2 separate regions of the Homo sapiens genome follow, and region 2 is linked to region 1. A link is a contact called in ENCODE Hi-C or POLR2A ChIA-PET data. All regions are on one chromosome and are shown on one strand. The core of a region is the stretch at or near the end of the contact, and the rest is flanking DNA. Distances in the headings are between cores, read along the strand shown. Region 1 overlaps DYM (dymeclin). Region 2 overlaps DYM (dymeclin).

Region 1 (3,323 bases), core at 514-3,013:
TTTTCCAAAGTGGCCATACCATTTTGCATTCTTGCCAACAATATATGACAGTTCTAGTTGCTCCACATCTTCACCAGAAATTAGTGTTTGCTTTTTGTAAAAGCCATTTTAATAGTTCTGTGGTGCTCACTCATGGTTTTAATTTGCATTTCCCTAATGACAAATAATGTTGAGCATCTTTTCATGTGTTCTTTTGCCATCCATGTATCTTCTTTGGTGAAATGTCTATTTAGATCTTTATCCTTTTTAATATTGGGTTGTTTGGGTTTTTGAGTTTTGAGTGTTTGAGTTTTCTTTATATATTATTTTGGATACAAGTACTTTGCAAGTATGTTGTTTTGCAAACATTTATTTCTTCCAGGCTGTGGCTTGTTTTTTCTCAACATTTCAAATAATCTATAATTCCCATTTATCATTTTTCCCCTGATACTTGTTTATAGACCACAGTACTTTATTTTGTCCCTGTTCTTATACCTCTTATTGTTATAGATTTATTATTTTGTCTAATAGATTTATTATTTGTCAAGTAATTTGGAATTATTAGATTATTAGGTTAATAAATCTAAAATTAGTTTTATTATTTGTCAAATAATAAATAATATAGAATCATTTTATGTCTTGTTTTCGTGTTTAACTTTTAGTAAGTATGTGTATACTTTACATCTTCAACTAGATTATAAACTGATGAGTAACCATTGGTTAATTTTCTTAAAAATTATGTACAAAATAGAGATAAAGGGAACAGTTGAATAACTAATAACTGTTTATTCAGATGTGAGATAAATAAGAACCTGTGTCCTTTTCATCAGAATTTAGGTCTTCTTTGGACCCAGTTTTCACCTTCTAGGAATGGCCACCAAAAATGCACTTTAGCTTGTCTTCCTATCCACAGTAAACTTCCTCCCAACCCCCATCATGATCTCTTTCATTGCACCTCACCCATTTCCTATATCCAACAGTTACAACTTTTACCTGAAAAAGGATAGGTAGCCTTCATAAGGGACCCTAGTTCTAGAGGTTGGTAGAAGTATTGCGGATTTTGATTTAAAATAATCTGAAATAATTCATAGAATGAATAAAGTGATAACTATAAAGTCTTCAGAACTATTTCAGTTTGGCCAACTGTGAGATTAATCATGTTATTCTAGTTCTCTATTCTGCTGGAAGAAAATAGAAAGCTTTCCTTTTGGCTGGGGACCAGGGATGATTATAATGATTGAATTTTTCTCACTTCCGTCTGCAAAATGTCCAAATTGTGGGGTTTTCTTAAGATTTTAAGAAATGAGCAGTTAAGACCTTGGGAATTATTGTGTAAGTTCCTGTTGCCAGTGATTTATAGGCCTTTGCTTACTCCTAAGGAAGGAAGTAATTTTATGTTTATGGTTATGACTCTGAATCCCAGCCCAGCCTAAATTGTGCTTGTCAGTCTAATATAAAGGTAATGATGATGCATAGAACTCCCATACATAAGATGACTTGTGGATCATTGAATATGGAACATTAGTTTTTGTCCATTTACTCCAGTTAATAAATATGGTGGTTTCTTATGCCAAGCACTATAGTGGGTATAGAGAAACTAAAATAAAAACTCAACATCTGCCCTCAAAGATTCTATGATTATTGAGAGGGGAGATAGACAATAAAGCCATTTACAAATTCATTTTGTGAAGTTGCATGTTGGTAGGAAGCATAAGGCACAGTGGGAACCTAGAAGGGAGAGCACCAAAATGTGCATGTAGCAATCGGGGAGGGCCTCATAGAAGAGTCACACTTAGTGAAGAGTAGGAGTTTTCCAGAGGATACGGAGATTGAAGAAGTATCTCCAGATAGTCAGCAGCAGGTGCAAAGACCAGAGGCAAAAGACTGCATAGCTTGTCTTTTTTGCTTGGAGAAGATGCTGAGGTATATGCCTCAGTCACTATGGCAGTCAGGCTGATACTTCAATTAGAGTGGTTAGAACATTGGACTGGTGAGACCAAGATCAGTCTTTTCATCTCCACCCATCCACCTCAGCAAGCTTCAATTTCTGATGACTACATTCCTGTGACAGACAGCTCCCACAATCCTCACCTGCCAGCTCACAGATGTGGGTTTAGTGTGTATCACCACACCCTTCTGAGTACAAGGGTGAGAGACTGTGGATGTTTCCGTGTATATCCATGACCACAACTGAAAAATGACTCTGAGATGGTCTTCTGATAATGACTTAATGGCATAATTTCTGTGTATATATATGAAAACTTGTTCTTATTTTAATGACTCCAATAGACTTTAAACTCTTACCGTTATGTAGCATTTTATCTTGTGTGTATTTTTACTGCTCTGCTATAGAAAGGATATGACATAAATATTTAATCACTCTCAGCAGAATTGGCCTTATTTCATGGCTCCAGATTATCTAACTTCACTGATCTAATATTTGTGGCATGGATGTTGAAGAATCATAACTTAGAGCTCAGTTTTTTAGGAAGAATTTTATAATGGCTATAAATCGTTTTGCCAAGAGGCAGTTTGTACAAAATAATGACTTTAAAAATGAGCAAGCTTTTTGATGATCATAAAATGTGCTGAATGTGCTATTTTATACCTGTTTATTTGTGAACTCAATTTTTCCATTACATTCTTAGTGTTTATGCCTCAGATTATTCAGTGCAGACAGATGGGTGTGGACTGAAGAACAGTTTTGATTTTAGCATATAGTCATCATTCATGTCCCCCAAAGTCTAGATTTTTTTAAAACAAGTATCTTAATTTCTCTGGATGACATTAAAAGGTAAATTGTAATATTTTCAGGCTGAATTATATGTCTTTGATGGCTATTTTTGTAATGAGCATGTGCTTTAGGTCTTTTTTTCCTTTAGTCAACTGCATTCCCACTGGAACCAATTTGGCATCTGTGGGAGTCATAGTTTTAATGTGTGCTCTGTCCATCCACCATTTCCTTTGGTACAAAGAGGAACATAATGACATTGAAATGCTTCTTTCAAAATGTAAGTTGTAAACAAATCTAATCAATAAATTATTTTCAAGTAAATTTTGTTCTTATGAAATCTCCATTAGAGTTCCCTTCACCCTAACTCTATATTCATCACAAGAAAGTGCCAGAAGGAAATTTCAAATGAATGTCTGCATTTGTGGAGTTTTAGACCTTGCTTATTAGACCACAAGTAGAGTAGACAGCAACATGCTATTAACACATTGAAATACAACTTCAAGCCATATAGCAAACTGTGCATTGCTGGGAACCAAGCCAGCTTCACATTGCTGCATGGCCATATTGGGCATTTGCAGAGCAAATGTCTGTAGTGGAGAGCCATGACAAC
Region 2 (3,323 bases), core at 240-2,739, 190 kb after region 1:
GTGTGTGAGAGAGAGAGATTCCTTTGACATTAAGGAGCATCAATGAGAAAAGATGATGAGGCAGGAATTAATAAAGAAATGAAGTCGTGTGTGTTTGGTTGCCTGTCAGAGGGCACACAATTTCATAAACACCATGCCTGGACAATTTGATATTAATATTTAACACCTCTGCATCTTTTCTTAAAAAAGAATATGGGCCAGATACAGTGGCTCACATTTGTAATCCCAGCACTTTGGGGAGCCAAGTTAGCAGAATCCCTTGAGCACAGGAATCTGAAACCAGCTTGGGCAACATAGTGAGATCCCATCTCTACAAAAAACTTAAAAATTAGCCAGGCATGATGGCACATTCCTGTAGTCCTAGCTACTCAGGAGGCTAAGGTAGGAGGATTGCCTGAGCCCAGGAGTTCAAGGCTGCAGTGAGCTAAGAACGTGCCAGTACACTCCAGCCTGAGCCACAAAGTGAGACCCTGTCTCGCAAAAAAAAAAAAAGAAAGAAAAGAAAAAGAAAATGGCTACTTCTCATGAAGCCCAGATTAACTTTTCTGTGAATATGGCCTGTGAACTGTTGCTGGAATTAAATTGGAGTCTAGCACAAATTAAGTTAATCTACTCTGTATTAATCATTGGGAAAAAGAAAAGCTTCATTTGAAAACAGTCTTTTTCCTTCACCCACACTAATAGAAAAAGGAGAGTAATTTGTTCATACTGTATTCCACGTGGGATGAAAAGCATGTTTTGCTCTTTGTTTCTGGGCCGGTGTGATCCGTGTGTTGGTGCCTGAGCTGGAGGAAGGAGCTTCTTGCAGGGAAACAGCCACTGGGGCCACATTGAGGGCCAGTTGGGACCTTCCTTTCCAGTCACACTCTGTGTCCTCACGGGCCCCTTCACAGTCTAGATAAGGAGCCTAGTTTCATTCTCAAAGAAAAAGTATTTGGTCTTCAACATAGAAAGCACAAAAGCCCAGACGAGACTGAGCACACTGTTCGAATCCACTGCCAGCTCATCTGTGTCAGGGCTGGCTTCTCCTGTCCTGTGTCCCAGGGCTGCAGGCCCGTGTTATTTGAGTCCATCAAATCTTCCGAGGGCCTCGGAGGAACCATTCTCAGTCACCCCAAGCTCTGTAAAAGGTCAAAACACTGGCAGCCTCTCAGTGCACCACTGTGTGGGCTCCACACGGGAAGGCCTGGCCAAGCTGTGCTCTTAGAGGCTGTCGAGGTAGGGCAGGAAGCTTCCCTATCCTCGTCTGGATGGAATGAAACAGAGGTTCCCTAAGGCCAAGGGACTCGTGGAGCGCCCATCCCGGGTGGGGTCCCAGAGGTGAGTGCAGCTTGCCTCCTGTCCCCAAGGGGCTTGTTCTGTCAGGCCTCCTCCAGTCACTGCTGGAGTGGGGACTCTGACTCCTGTGTTCACCTCAGAGCCCATGTACAGGCTAGAGGTGAGGCTTGGCAACAACTTCTACTAATACTTAGCTTTGTGGCAGAGCCAGTCTGAAGGAGGAGAAGCGCTCTCAGCCAGCAGGGGGAGTGATGATTATCATTTCAGGTAGCAAGGATATGTATTTACTATGTGGGGAAATAATTTGCAACTTTAATTTGTTTCCAAAGCATTTTGATTGGCTTCCTTTTCCTTTAAACCAAAAAATTGTTTAAATGTTTAAGGGTCATGTGGAACAGCTGAGCTTCTGGCAGGACCACAGAACTGTCCTCTGAGTCTGAGGGCTGGGCAGTGCCACAGGACAGTCCCTGGGCTGCAGGACTGTCAGTGCTTGTTGTGTGAGGAAATGAGGCCCTTCAAAAACCCAGTCATCTTGACAGAGGGCACACTCCCAAGGAAGGCCTGACTGGGGAATCATACAGCCTCTCCTCCAGGCCTCTGGGCTCACTGAGGTGCCCCCAGAACCCTGATTGCCCTCCCCTCTTTCCCTTTTCTCATTCATCACACAGTAGAAGCACTCACTAGCTAACAGCTCAGCTGGGGCAGCAGCCTCCATGGAGGCCTGCAAGTGATGCTCCCAGTCCTGGTTCCCGCTCAGGAGGGAGGCCCCACCACGTGCATCACTGCCTCAGCTCTGCAAAGTCACCAGAGGCTTCTTCCTGATTTTTGTGAAAGATTTATTATATGGCAATAAATCTGAATGATAAACTTTCATTATACTTGCATTAATTTTGAGTATTAGTTTGCTTAGAAATTTTTACACGAAGTAAAAATGTGTAATGATGCAACACAGGATCATCGTGTGTTCAGATGGAAATTGGCATCTGATTTTACCCCAGATCTGAAGCTGTTACTGCATTGTGTCATTTTATCAACAAAGACTTCTGCCACAATATTTACTTTTAAAAGAATTTGTCCCTTTCAATAGCATCTTCCCTATCAAGAGTTCAAGGCACTTTGCAGAAGAGCTTCAGATTTCTAACTCTAGTTCCCACAGTCACCCGTTGAGGCTGGTGTCATACAATCTATGAACAACAACCTTGCAGCAGGACTGCCACCATTCAGCAGTGCAGACAACACAGCTCAAGGACAAAGACAGAGAAAGGAAAGAAGAGAAGGTCCCTGAAGGTGAAGCATAGAAAGTACACTGCACACACAGTTCTCTCTGGAAGGAAAGCACAGGAGCTGGGAAGTAGACGATAGAAAGTGGAAAGGACACAGGACCAGCATCAGAACACTCAGCAACTTCCTAAGAGCTTGCTAAGGTACATCCAAGAGAAATATTTAGTGAGGGAAACTTTTAAGCACTGGAATTGTTAATATATCATACTTTAAGCAACATTTCGTCCTTTAGATTCCGGGAGCCAGGGTTTTGCATTGGGTGGTAGAGCTCTCTGCATAATTGAGTCACCCTGTGCTTTTTTGCAGAGCCATAAATTTTTGGCACTTGCTGATACTTCATAGGCTGGAGTCTCTGCAAGGTCAACCCTTTGGGTCTCTTAATTCTTTCCTAGGCACTATCCTGCAATATCAGTAGTTGCCACTTGATTTTAGGGACTGATTATTAGGCCTTCTGACTCCAAATTCAGAACAATTCCAGTGTCCTACATCACCTCCTGGAGTCAAAGAGGTCAGTTTCTATTCAGTGATGAAGAGCTAAGCTAGCTATGCATATGAAGAACTGAGAAGTAGATTATAACACACAATCCACAGCAAATAATGCATATTTATTTTGTATGAATTAAAGCATAAAATTTAATCTCATTAGCGTATAGCTATTCAGAGTTCCCACTCAAAGCAAGGGAGACTCACCAGTAGCCCCAAGACCCTTGGCCAGGTCATACTCAACCCCTAATCTAACTTCACAAGGCTGTCTAAATGTCAGC

Evidence for each region. A loop is a pair of places that touch in the nucleus more often than their neighbours do. ChIA-PET counts read pairs that join two places held with the same protein, here RNA polymerase II (POLR2A). Pooled maps may share reads with other maps.
Region 2: a loop to region 1 is called in a map of endothelial cell of umbilical vein, with 2.2 times the contacts of the local background. The contact joins two enhancer-like sites. A Hi-C loop is called at or near these places in 2 of 168 maps with a recorded cell type or tissue (endothelial cell of umbilical vein and mammary epithelial cell), 1 of 37 single-sample maps with no recorded cell type and 6 of 50 pooled maps. POLR2A ChIA-PET finds 5 or more read pairs at or near these places in 2 of 52 experiments (both activated naive CD4-positive, alpha-beta T cell).

Annotation. Positions count from the first base shown.
Region 1 is chr18:49,226,376-49,229,698 of GRCh38, reverse strand. The region is part of intron 13 of DYM (dymeclin); the gene reads left to right. Among named protein-coding and RNA genes, the nearest start is that of MIR4744, 180 kb to the right of the region's middle. Within about 2 kb of position 1,763, at least 3 of the 41 ENCODE cell types and tissues checked have a DNase peak (open chromatin) inside an H3K27ac peak, as active enhancers do.
Region 2 is chr18:49,040,302-49,043,624 of GRCh38, reverse strand. DYM (dymeclin) reads left to right here. Exons shown (of 18, transcript NM_001353214.3): 18 at 1-3,323. All of the region lies in intron 4 of DYM-AS1 (DYM antisense RNA 1), which reads right to left. Among named protein-coding and RNA genes, the nearest start is that of MIR4744, 7.8 kb to the left of the region's middle. Within about 2 kb of position 1,489, at least 3 of the 41 ENCODE cell types and tissues checked have a DNase peak (open chromatin) inside an H3K27ac peak, as active enhancers do.